3 separate regions of the Homo sapiens genome follow, and all the other regions are linked to region 1. Evidence: chromatin contacts called from ENCODE Hi-C or POLR2A ChIA-PET data. All regions are on one chromosome and are shown on one strand. Each heading gives the region's core, a stretch centred on a gene start or an enhancer-like site at or near the end of the contact. The rest is flanking DNA. Distances are from core to core; before and after follow the strand shown. Region 1 has its middle 26 kb from the start of LINC02649. Region 2 overlaps RBM17 (RNA binding motif protein 17). Region 3 overlaps PRKCQ (protein kinase C theta).

The links. A loop is a pair of places that touch in the nucleus more often than their neighbours do. ChIA-PET counts read pairs that join two places held with the same protein, here RNA polymerase II (POLR2A). Pooled maps may share reads with other maps.
Region 2: a loop to region 1 is called in a pooled map, with 2.8 times the contacts of the local background. The contact joins two enhancer-like sites. A Hi-C loop is called at or near these places in 7 of 37 single-sample maps with no recorded cell type and 6 of 50 pooled maps. POLR2A ChIA-PET finds 5 or more read pairs at or near these places in 1 of 52 experiments (naive thymus-derived CD4-positive, alpha-beta T cell).
Region 3: a loop to region 1 is called in a map with no recorded cell type, with 5 times the contacts of the local background. The contact joins two enhancer-like sites. A Hi-C loop is called at or near these places in 4 of 37 single-sample maps with no recorded cell type and 4 of 50 pooled maps. POLR2A ChIA-PET finds 5 or more read pairs at or near these places in 1 of 52 experiments (WTC11).

Annotation. Positions count from the first base shown.
Region 1 is chr10:6,298,524-6,302,807 of GRCh38, reverse strand. It overlaps a transcript of PFKFB3 not described here. Among named protein-coding and RNA genes, the nearest start is that of LINC02649, 26 kb to the left of the region's middle. RefSeq lists an enhancer at 2,722-3,921. Within about 2 kb of position 2,272, at least 15 of the 41 ENCODE cell types and tissues checked have a DNase peak (open chromatin) inside an H3K27ac peak, as active enhancers do.
Region 2 is chr10:6,112,736-6,117,019 of GRCh38, reverse strand. It overlaps RBM17 (RNA binding motif protein 17), which reads right to left. Exons shown (of 12, transcript NM_032905.5): 9 at 3,439-3,512; 10 at 2,873-2,971; 11 at 1,709-1,781; 12 at 1-1,567. The coding sequence ends at 1,464. Among named protein-coding and RNA genes, the nearest start is that of RBM17, 26 kb to the right of the region's middle. RefSeq lists a silencer at 928-1,128. Within about 2 kb of position 2,564, at least 8 of the 41 ENCODE cell types and tissues checked have a DNase peak (open chromatin) inside an H3K27ac peak, as active enhancers do.
Region 3 is chr10:6,472,191-6,476,474 of GRCh38, reverse strand. All of the region lies in intron 12 of PRKCQ (protein kinase C theta), which reads left to right. Among named protein-coding and RNA genes, the nearest start is that of PRKCQ, 110 kb to the left of the region's middle. RefSeq lists an enhancer at 2,296-2,475. Within about 2 kb of position 2,419, at least 7 of the 41 ENCODE cell types and tissues checked have a DNase peak (open chromatin) inside an H3K27ac peak, as active enhancers do.

The DNA of each region.
Region 1 (4,284 bases), core at 1,023-3,522:
ATATATATATATATGTGTATGTGTATATGTGTGTGTGTGTGTGTGTGTGTGTGTGTGTATACACACACATATTTTTATTTTGGGCTCCCACCAGAAAGGAAGATAGGTATAGAAAAACCACAAGTATGGGCCGGGCACGGTGGCTCATGCCTGTATCCCAGCACTTTGGGAGGCCGAGGCAGGTGGATTGCCTGAGGTCAAGAGTTCGAGACCAGCCTGGCCAACATGGTGAAACCCCGTCTCTACTAAAATACAAAAATTAGCTGGGTGTGGTGGCAGGCACCTGTAATCCCAGCTACTTGGGAGGCTGAGGCAGGAGAATTGCTTGAACCCAGGAAGTGGAGGTTGCAGTGAGCCAAGGTTGCACCACTGCACTCCAGCCTGGGCAACAGAACAAGACTCCGTCTCAAAAAAAAAAAAAAAAAAAAAAAAAAAAAAAAAAAAACTGGCCAGGCACGGTGGCAGTGGCTTATATCTGTAATCCCAGCACTTTGGGAGGCCGAGGCAGGTGGATCGCCTGAGGTCAGGAGTTCGAGACCAGCCTGACCAACATGGTAAAACCCCACCTCAACTATAAATACAAAAATTAGCTGGATGTGGTGGCGCATACCTGTAATCCCAGCTATTCAAGAGGCTGAGGCAGGAGAATCGCTTGAACCTGGGAGACAGAAGTTGCAGTGAGCCAAAATCATGCCACTGCACTCCAGCCTGGGTGACAGAGCAAGACTCTGTTTCAAAAAAAAAAAAGAAAAAGAAAAGAAAAGAAAAATCGCAAGTATGTTACCTTCGTATAAATAACAAAGTTAGCTCACTTCTCTGTTTCCTCCTGTTAGGAAGTGGATAAAGCAAAATGATCATCCAGTCACTAACCTGTGTGGTGGGGAACTTACGAGGTTGGTTAGTCATTAATCAGAGCAGATAATAAAGCATGTGACTCTCAGCCCAGTTCTCTGCACTGGAATAATGTGATCCTCATTTCCTGAAATTTAGTCATAACGAAGGAAGTGATTTGAAATTAGCTTCTCTTATAAAGATAGAGGAATCCTGATGAATTAGAGCTCCCTTTCACCTGGGACTTGCCTCCATCACACTTGGCGATCCCCACACCGCCCTTTGAGCTGAGCTGCTCTTGAGGGCAGACGAACTGCCCTACTGGGTCAAGTTGTCATCAGTTACATCCATCAGTGCTTTCCAGAGAAAATAAAAGGGTACTTTCCTCAATCTATCTGTTATTGCAGTAAGTAAAAAACCTGAAAATCCAGATTAGCACAATTCATCTTCAATGAGGATTCTTCACTTTAGGAAACAATGTGCTTCTCTGGGGCACTAAAAACAAGTTTATTTCCAAAACAAATTTTGATCAATGCTCAACAGTTTTTAAGGATGTATCTCAAATGATCTAAGAATATGCATCGACCATTATTTATAAGTAAGGGTGAAGGAAATGCACCTTTATGAAGTCCCTGAAGCACCCAGGGACTGTACCAGATGCCTTACAGGTGTACATATGTACTAGGTATAAAGGTTAGTTTCCTAATCTAGGTATGTGTAAATCCTCATCTTACTTTATTTCCTTGAGTCAAAGTCAATTCCAAGTCACCATTCCATTGAGATAATGAAAAGCCCAATGGTGGATGCCTCCTCCTAGTCAACATCTCCCCCCAAATTATAGGAAGGCACACAGAGCAAGATATCATCTCATGTTCACATGGCCCACGAAGTCTGGCCATGCCAAGCTTGGGCAGAGGAATCTTCTGCAAGATGGCAGCTTCCACTGTTACGGACCAGCCTCCATGGTGCACCAGAAAGGCACTCCCCTCAGGTGTCCTCCCACCTTGCTGGATGTTGCCAAAAATAAAAGAACAAGATTCCTCTATTTCTGGCACCCACAGCTTCCTGTCTCCTTTCAAATCCTGCGTAATTACCCTTCTCTCAAAGGCAGTAGCTTCTCTCTAGTACCTACAGCATAATCGCCTCAAGAAACCAAGGCTTCCAGAACTCAAACCCAGGAAGGAATCTAGGAGGATTCCAGAAATCAAGCCCAGGAATGAATCAAACCCAGCTGCACTCAACTCTGGACTTCCACGGTGCCTCGCGAGACTGGCTTTGCTAAGGCAAGGGCTTCTGGGTGGAGTTAATAAGAAAGCAGCATGAAAAGGTGCTTTGAGACACGACACATCGTTTCCTGCTAACGATCAAAGAATATACACAGCTGTTCCCGTTTCGGAGCAGTTCTGGCCCCAGGAGAGAGTTGCTGAGTTGCTTTCTGGAAAAGCTGGCTTTGACTTTTCAAGGCAGCTCATGCTGCTAAAGGTTGCATAGGCACAGAGAGAGGGAGCTGCCGGGGGCATGGGGGAGCCTTCCCTGATGCAACTGAACTTGAGCTGAGCTCACTATGTCTCTAGAATCTACTACCTATTCCTATTCAATAAATACAAGTATTTATTAAACATCTGTTACGTGCCAGGTCCTGTGTCAAATGATGGAGGAAGTGAAAATGCGTAAGACACAGTCTCACTTTGAAGAGTTCTCAGCCTTGTGGGCAAAGGCAGGAAGGTTCATTGTGTGGCTTGAGTGCACACAGGGAGGCTTTAAAGAATGTGAGAGGAATATGAGGAACAGATGCTGCCCTGGAGTGACTCGCATCTCGCCCGAAGAGACAAACAAGGCACCCAACAACCACAGAACCAGTAAGTGCCAAACCATGGGTACTAACCCTAACTACAATGGGTATTCTGAAAAGGCAGAAAAAATTTAAGTGATCTTAGCATAATCAGACTTGGTGAGGCTTAACATTCCTCCCTCTTCACTAAAAAAAAAAAAAAAAAAAAAAAAAAAAGTCTTCTGAACAGGCACTGCACTAGGCTCTGGGAATGCAAGCCTAGGAAAGTCCAAATCGACGCCTTAAAATGTTCAGCAGACAGTGAAGGAAACATGGAGCTCCAAACCAGGGGCTAAGTGCCACCCTCAACACAGCTTCAGGCCTTCACTCTTCCCAGGAACTGGGGACTGTTTCAGAAAGGGGGTGCCATCTCTGCTGAGCTTTGAAGGAAGGGTAGAAGTTAGCCAGGGAGCAAGGTTGGAGGTAAGGGGTTCTAAGCCCAGGAGACGCCAAGAGTATAAAATTGGGTAAATTCCTGAAAAGTCAAGGTCAAGCAATTCCTGTATAAGGAGAAGATTTGGTGAAATCAAAGAGAAGACAAACTTGAGGCCAGTAAATTATTACCCTTTATCGGTCTTAACAGACGGGAACTAACAATATATCCCTGCGAAAGATCAATGCCGGAGTGAGGCTCAAGTTCACCTCCCGCAGCCTGTGACTCACGGCACACTGACTCAGCCATGCTACCTGCAAGGAGGCACGTTAGGACAACGCAGGGACCCAGCACGTGCCAGTGAGTCTCTCTCTGTCCTAACTATGGGATGCCACCCTCCTGGGTCAGCTGACTCACCCCTGCCTGTAAATCCTAGTCAGGTCTGTAGGTGCCTGGGGAAGAATCCTACCTACCTCTGAGTAAAGACAGGAATAGAAGCTGGTTCGTCTAGAGCAGCAACACAACCAACGTTGAAAAAAGCAAACACCATTTCTGAAAATTGCATGCAGAGTGCATGGTATCAACTGACGTGTCTCCCCTAGGAGAGTGAGCCATTAATGCTTTGCTAACCACAGCGCTATCAAGACCATCGTTTCCAATCCTACAAAGGAAACACCAGGAAAAACAGAATTTAAAGGTTTTATTTGTCAACCTAAAGAGGAGGCAATCAATATCATTTGAGTGCTTTCATTACATCCGAGAAGGAAATGAAATCAGGATGCACCAGCATGGGTTTTAGGCTATGCAGCCAACAGAGATGAACCAGACGTGTCCTCAAGGAGCTTAGAATCAGGTGGAGAAAATAAGATGTCATATAAATTACCTAAGCAATAGTTGGCACAGCACTATAAGCCACCAAATGCTGCATTCTTTTTCCGCACCAACAGATCCGGTATGTCTTCAGGGAGCACCTGCGTTGGGGTGCGTTAGAGATCCATCTGGAAGGCCAGGAAGACATTCAGGACCATTCACAGCTGGAATGCTCCTGAACAGCTGCCCAAGATCCAGGCCTGGCCTTTCAGGATGCCCTGAAAATGCACTGAACAAGGCCAAGTGCAGTGGCTCACACCTGTAATCCCAACATTTTGGGAGGCCGAGGCAGGAGGATTGCTTGAGGCCAGAAGTTCAACACTAGCCAGGGCAACATAGCAAGACCCCATCTCTGAAAAATATTTAAAAATTATCCAGG
Region 2 (4,284 bases), core at 1,315-3,814, 190 kb after region 1:
TCCACTTGAGGAATGGTATGCCTAATTCCATAGATAACTGAAGTTCCAGGGCTGCTTTTGATTCTGTCTTCCACAATGTTCAATTATGTAATTTACCTCACATTCCTTAACCCCAACTTACTTTACAGAACAGGTGCACTTTTATCATAAAACTCAATTTTATTCAATAAAATAATACCACAAAAGATAAAATGTTATTCTTTTATTTATGTTAAATAAAAACATGAGAAAATCCTTTTTTAAAAAGGGTCAGAATATTCCTTATGTCTCCAAACCAAGTCCATGGATGCAAAGAAATGCTGAGTTCTTGATACACTTTCATGTCATAATAACCAAAGGAGACAGCACGGGCTCGAGTCTTTCAGCTGCCGCTTAGGAAAGTCACATGCAGTATTTGGGAAAGCAAGGAACAGAACACAGGCATGAGTATTTTCTGGAAATACCTCCTGCCCTGGCAATGAACCTCAGTACCAAATATTTTTGTTTTCTTTTTTGTGGTCCTGATAAATTTTTAAGCCACACATCCTACTGAACTTCAATGATACAATTTCTCACAATTCCAGAATTCTATTGGCAGTACAGTTTACTTGGCCAACGTGGATAATCTTATAAATTTTAAAATTACATACAATAGAACACTATTGCAAATTTTGCCAGTAGAAACATGACCCCAAGGAACTGCCATTTCCAAAACATAACTGGGCACACATTTACAATGCACCTGCTAGGTTTTGAATTCATTTGTCATTTCTGATCTACCCTTAAGACTATGCTTGAATCTCTGAAAACAAATGCTAGATTCATGATTTCTATACCCACATACTCCATAAATCCATCACAAACCCTACAGTCTGATTTAGCCTACGGCAAATGATTCATCCAATAGGCCATGGTATGTTCACAATTCTTCAATCTTATTCAGGTTGTAAAGACGTTTTTCTACGACTGGAGTCACTAAGAATTTCTCTGTTAGAGAAAGCATCATTTTCACCTTTGGCACACTGCCAAGATGATACTTTACTACAGAATTTATGAAACTACAATTTAGTAACTTGCAGGCTTTATTAAAAGAAAAAGAAAAACAAAGAATAATTTAATATAACCCCATGTCCCAAAACTTTCTAGTTTTTTTTTTTTTTTTTTTTTTAGTGCAAGAAATGCTGCATCATTGAAGCACTTGAGAATTACCATGAAATCTAACAAAAAATGTCATCAACTCAGGAGTAATAATAAAAAAGAGAAACAACCAGAGAGGCACACAGATTGTTGTTTTTTTAAAAGGATTTTTATACTATATTAAAAAACCACAAAATAAAAAAGGGATCAATCAACATATATCTTAGAAGTCCTTCCAAGAGTCTTGGTATGCAACAGCCATGGAGGCTGTGACCTTTTTCCTTCTTTTCTCAGCCTGCAGTTCATTTAAGGATCACCGGAGATGACTCGTGCTCTAGTTCTTAAAATCAAACTTGTTCTGCCAAATCCAAGACCCTGAATTTGTCCAAATTGTAGAAACATGCTTTTACCACCCGTCCACCAAAATACCTCCCATTCAAGTCAACAACCGCTGAAAGGCAAACAAAAGACAGTTAATACAGGTATCCTATAAGATAAAGGTTTAACTTTAATTAAACAGTAACTTTACTTGTAAAGATTAAGGCTGTAAATTCAACTTTTTTATTCTTTAATATTTAGCTGTACCACTAACCTTTAATTGCTGATTCAACTCTCTCAAATTCTAAAAATATCCGTACTGCTTCATCATCAGGGGCACCAGGAATCTGGAAGAAAATGAGAGCGTGATGAGTAAAGGCATTTGAGATTGCATTGAATGAGTTTTCTCTTTTAAATGATTTCTCAGAGTGGATATTCTAATTATCATCATATACAGTCAAGTAGTTGTCAAATACCAAGGAAATAAGTATAATTTGTTCATCATCAAAAACGTACTGAATGCCTGTTTTTATGACAGGCATTGTTAGGTGCCAGGAACACAGGGCTAGGCAGTCTCTGACCTCATAAAGGCCCTGTGCCAGCTGATGACGTAAACAAATAATTATGTGGTCAACAAACAGCAACAGGATAAAGAAACAGAGGAAGCAGAGCTTTCAGATTAAAAAGGCTGGTGCCCTAGTGGCCTTTCACATCAGGTCTCATTTTGACTAGCTCTGTCTAGCTTTCCTAGCCCTCTGTAATTCCACCCACCTAAGCACTTCTGCTAATCCCCAACAGGCCCATCCATTCCATTTTGGTAGTCCTGATCTTCACTGTCTCCTACGAGCCATTATCCCAATCAGAATACCCTTCCCTGCAAATCCCACCTGTTCGTTTCAAAGCGCAGCCCATATCTGCTATTGCTCACAAGGCAGTCTATTTTTTCACTGATCTAATCCTTTTCTCAACTCCTGAACTTAGTCAATACTACCTAGTCTAGTAACTGAATATCTTTCAGTTATTTTATGTGTTTCTTCAACTGAACACACCACTGAGAGTACAGAGCATGCTTCCTGTAATCCAAGTGCTCTCCGCACAGTGCAGTGCATGTGAGAGGCACTAAATACTCACCAAATGACTGAAACCAAAGGCATGTCTAAGGAACTAAACTACTGAGCACGCTAGAATCAAGGTCTTCAGTCATCATACTGATCCTCAATCATGAAGCATTCCTGTTTCTTCATCAAATAAAACTTGAAATCATTGTCTTTATGTTTAAAACTGTAATAATTGAGCAAGAGAAGTACAAATAACCAACGCCTGTCACCTTCTGCAGTAAGAATGTTACTTATAGCATACCCTGTCCTGTTTGTAGAAAATGTTTTGTAATGTGCCAATTACAACTTGTGTTATAAACATCAAAAGAAAACACTCTTACTTCAAATATCACACATTTTCCAACTTTGCCATATTTTTCACATTCTTCCTTGGTTTCAACTTCCAAGTCTTCATCCACCTCTCCCGCACCAACCATGTTCTTTAAACACAAAAATAAACAAATTCAAGTACCAAGTATAACTTACAAACACCTAGCAGAGGTATATAAATATGACTTAGTGATGGTAAATGTTCTCAATCCCAAACGACATAATGAAAAATTTCATCCCCAAAGTACCCAAAAGTTAGTATTTCTTAAAACACTAAAACATATATTAAGCCTGTAAAGAGTTACAAAAGCATCTATGCAAGCACCAAAATGTATAAACTATCTGAAGCTCTAGCAATTTCAAATATTTAATTACTCACTGCAGTCTTAAACACTGTACTTAGCAAAGAGACTTACACATTAGTGAAAAATCTAAAATCAGCCTTACGTGGGATCTGCCCAAAGTATTATTTGCAAAAGTATCATTTTCAGTTTTAACTTTTAGGGGGAGCAGGGTAGGCTGGGGTGACACACACAAATCTAGGCAGGCAGAGAGCTTGCTTTCCTCAGCTTCTTACCCTTAGTAAGACCACTTTAGTAGGACACTTAAGTATTTCAGTCAGCGGATTTGAATCTGACTTCTTGGATGCATCTGTATCAAAACATACCATTAGATGTGTTACAGAACTGAGCAGCATATCATTAGATGTGTTACAGAACTGAGTCCTACTTACAATAATTAATTTAATTTCAATAGCGATCCCCACCATTTATGTCCTAGGCATCTACACAATTGGTCTCTGAGCGAAAACACAGCCTTATCTGCAATAAAAGCCTCTGCTTTGCTTTGGCATGTTTTTACAATAGCATCTGGATGTTTTGAGCCTCCACCATTACTTGCAATTTTTGCTCATCTCACTTCCCAAAGGGCTGACAGGGCATGTGAGTGATAATTCCTATAGGTGAGTTGACTTGGAGCAAACGTTCAAGGTCACGGGCCCAGGGGAATATGCAGTTACTAATCCAGCCACCGGCTGCCTTACTTCAGATAACCTCACAAGTCGGGACAACTGTTGGTTTCTGGCACTCACCTGTCAGGCTCGTGATGTATCCTAAGCTGTGCATGAACGGGGCTGCCAGAAAAGTTTTCTTCTTTCTTTAGCAAAGGAAGTTCAGCTAGGCTGACTCAAACTTAATTCCCTGATTAAAATGCTAACATATGTTTGTCTCTTTCCTGAATTCCCTCAACACAGAACAGACTGTAAAAATTAAATGAAAATAAAACACCAACTAGGCATCATTTACCAAGAGACTGCAACATAACATCAGATCTCGCAAAGCAAACAATCTGTAAGAGAATCAGAAATCACATCTATACTGAAAGGGCAAAAGGGAAAAGTAGAGACGACCTCTGAGATGGAGAT
Region 3 (4,284 bases), core at 1,170-3,669, 170 kb before region 1:
AAAACTAACAGTTGTTAATTGGGAGGTAGGATTATAACTGATTTTATTTTTATTATATCTTTCTGTGTATGTTACTATAAACACATTTTAGACTGGGCTTCTGGGCACTTAGGCAGTTGTGCTTCTCTTGGTGCCTTTTCCCCATTTTTTTTTTTTTTTTTGATTTGCATGTATGACAGTTTTCATGTCTTACGGGGAAGGCTATTGGGAATCCCACTTTGTAGAAGATAGGTATGCTCCTTTCTCTTGCCTGTCCATCACAGCTTCAGGCAGCATTTGTTTCTGTCCCTCTTATGAGAGATCTCCTTAACCCATTTATGCCTGAGGTTGCAACTTTTTGAATTTTGAAATCAGACCTTGGTGATGACCTTGAGCAGTAGGATATAAATAACTCCCACATGCTTAGCGTTCCAATAATGGAACACTAGGCATAAATGAGTTCCGTGCAGCTGGGATGCTTTACCAAGACCTGAGCCACAAGTGCATCCACAGCATTGGTGCTGGGAGAGAAAAAAAAACTTCAGCAGAGAATGTTTACATGAAATGTAAATCTGACTGGCTCAAGACTCAGATCTCAAGGAACTGAGTCCTTTTAGAAAGAGGAAAGAAACAAAGGAAGAAGCTTGAATCACCTTTTCCAACACCCCGAGTTGTTGTTTTTGAGATGTCTTAATTATTCAAACCTTGCTTGTCAAAGTAACTGATTAAATACCACAAGTGAATGCAAAAGGCAACGATTGATACGTGATATGGATAATGCTTTGTTCTGGGAACATGTTGGGAATGACCTTTCTTGGGAGGACAGTTACCTGTGTATGCTAGTGTAGACATCAGATAAGATAAATTAACTATGTACTTCTCCAGGGCATTGTTATTTTTTAAAGGAAGTTATTCATCTGCTCTCTGCCTCCAAAGAGCGCACCTGTTGAATACCAGATTATTCAGGAGATTCTGAGGACAGGTATTCACTTGTTATTAATTAGGGTCATTTGGATTAAATTGTTAAAGTTTTTAAAGTTCCTAGATGAGGGATATATCACCTATGGAAGGGTGAAAATATGATAAAGCCATTTAGGAAGCTACAAAATGTGAAAATTCCTGTGGACTTGGATTCCGAAGTTCAAGCCCAGCTCTGCCGTTTATCAACAGGGCTCTGAGGCACCCACTTTACCCCTGCCCAGGACAGAGAGTAAGAGTTACAGGCAGAGGGGCTGGGAGCTGTAAAACCAGGGGCCCTAATGGGACGGCACCGTCTGGGGACATAGATGTACAGGATAATTCATGAAATCTGAACCTGAATCTGAATGAGGCTCAAATCAAAAGAATCTTCACAATGAATTTTCTGTGTGCTAGATCAAAATGACTTTGTACATCATCCAGGCTCTGGCATAAATTACTGGCTCAGGGTCTAACGTAGATCAGCATTCTGAGAGGCTGCTGTCTTGGCAAGAGGAAAGAAGGGCTAGCTCTTCTTTCTTTTACTTTTTTTCTAACATTTCTTTGTTGTTAATATTTACATTTTCTGTCTTACAAAGTCTGCAGGGCTTGAAATTGCACGATCCCTTCTCAGTACCCCCTTCAGTGCGGATGCCAGCCAACTTTTGCACTACTAGATTTCCAACTTAGATTTTTAACAGTTTCCATTACTTACATTTTAAAAAGTAAAAAAATAGGAAAATCCACAATAAAATTTGTCTACAAGAAGAGTTGTCATAAATCTTTTAACTATCCACTTACAAGTAGATTTAAAACAATTAGAAAAAAATAATTAACCATAAAACTTTGAAACACAGGGAAAAATAAACACTGAAACAGTTTCCCTCTTTTTAGTTATGCTGCAGTAAAAGAAAGATTAATAACTCAAGTATCCAAAGTTTCTGTGTTCTATCTCTGATAAAACTGTGGAAAAATAAGAGGATTTATTTCTAAAATTTGTTTGGAAAGGAAAGATGCATCTAACACAGTAAGGATGCTATTTCTTTTTAATTTCAAGGAAATAATTTTCCCTTAAAAATTAAAAGTGAACTAAAGTCTACCTTCCTCTGTGTCTCCTTTGAATTCTGAAAGGCCGATCTGTATTCTGACATTTAAGTAGTGTTACTATTTCACACCTAAGTAGCTCTAGATCCTATAGGAACAGCTCTGTCTCTGGGTCGTTCCCTCAGGTTGGATTTGAGGGCAGGCCGCCGTGGTTTTGCAGGCCTCTGAAGAGAGGCCTCCCAGGGTGATGCCAAGAGGCAGAACGCTAGTGTTCCTGGATTCACATCACTGCCCTTGACTCCCACACTCCCAATATGCACCAGTTGAACATTCTTGGTCAATATCACTTTGAAATTTTTCTTTTATGAAAAAGAAAACTGAGTTTCACTTTCTATTCATAGAACACACAAAGCTCTACTTCCGGTTATGGCTTCAGGGCATGAGTGTGTGAGTTACTTTGAACAAGTCACCTAACATTTCTTTGTGACACTGGTTCTCCTTTTTTGCTTCCTAAGGATAACGTGAAAAATAATAATAATAACAATAATAGCACTTGCAGAGAAGTTTGGATCTTTTTTGGAGAAAGTACCATACTAACTACAAGATATTATTATCATTTAAAATTAAAAAGAAAAACTCCTTGAACTTGATACTTTTTAAAAAGTATGTCATCCTGGTATTTCCATAGTTTTAAGGCAAAATCCATCTAAGAAAGTTTTTAATTTCAAGCATTTTATTCAGAAACTGCTTCATCTGAAGCTCTCAAAAATGCTGCAATCCATGAACCTTTCAGTTGAGCTAGGAGCCCTGGAAATTACCACAATTGTAGCAAAGAAAAGAAAACCCACGGAAACCACATCCTTCCAAAGACGTGTCCCTGCACTAAGACAAGAATTAACTTTTCATGCTGCCCCCATCTGTAGTGACAGATAAGCCTCTTTTCTTTAACGTCCTCTGGCGGCGTTCTGATCCTGAGAACGCTTACACGTTGTTATTTCAGAAACTGGGGATCACTCAGACATTCTGCAGGTTCCCCTGCTATGTAACCAAACTGTGATTTGGCAAATGTTAGATTTTATAGCAAATTTACAAAAATGAGTCGATTTACAGCTGTCAACCTGAAATAATCAAAAAGGCCAGAATCTAATTTAAAGAGCATTTATTCAAACTCAAAGTTTGAGGATGGCCCACCTGGAAACACCCCAAAAGAATGAAGTCAGAGTTGTAAAGGAGGGAACTTTAGGGTTTCCATAGGGAGAGACAGAGGCATTTTTAGCAGGATTACATTTTTTCATACAAGGCTGGTGCATAGTTCCAGGAACTTGGTTACAGGCAGTGTTTCTTTTTGGGAAAGGGACATTTAACATCTTTTACAGAGTGTGCTATAGTCATGGGTTTTCTGTCATCTGGTCTAAGGAAAATAGGACAAAAAAAGGAAAAGGTAATCTTTAACAAGATTCATTAATTAAAAAGGCAGGAGGCGGCCAGGCACGGTGGCTCACACCTGTAATCCCAGCACTTTGGAGGCTGAAGCGGGTGGATCACCTTGGGGTCAGGAGTTTGAGACCAGCCTGGCCAACATGGCGAAACTCTGTCTCCACTAAAAATACAAAAATTAGCCAGGCGGGGTGGTGGGCACCTATAATCCCAGCTACTCAGGAGGCTGAGGCAGGATAATCACTTGAACCCATGGGGCGGAGGTTGCAGTGAGCTGAGACCACACCACTGCACTCCAGCATGGGCGAAACAGTGAAACTCCGTCTCAAAAAGAAAAAAAGAATAAAAGAAGTCAGGAAGTGTTTGTCCCTGACAATTGTTTAATTCTCTCTAGTCATTGTACAGAACAAGAGAAAAAAGGAAGCAAGTTAATCTATAATCTGAGAAACAGAAGTTGTAACCATATGTGACTCAGATCACAGTCGCATCTCTCTCAAGGCGTAAAACGCATTTTAGGAATTCTAACACCTTTTAAATGTTATTTATTTTCACACAGTAATTTATGGGAAATTAATGTTGCACTCACAATGTTTCCTTACAGTTTTCTCGTCCAAATACACAGGAAATAACGGGCAATGAGTGAATACATATTCAGGAATTCTTGGACTAAAAGAACAAGACACTCACTCAGTGCATCTGAAATGCCGCATCTTTCCTACATGCCTGCTTTTTTTTTGTTTGTTTTTTTCTGAGATGGAGTCTCGCTCTGTCGCCCAGCCTGGAGTGCAGTGGTGCGATCTCGGCTCACTGCAAGCTCTGCCTCCCGGGTTCACGCCATTCTCCTGCCTCAGCTTCCCAAGTAGCTGG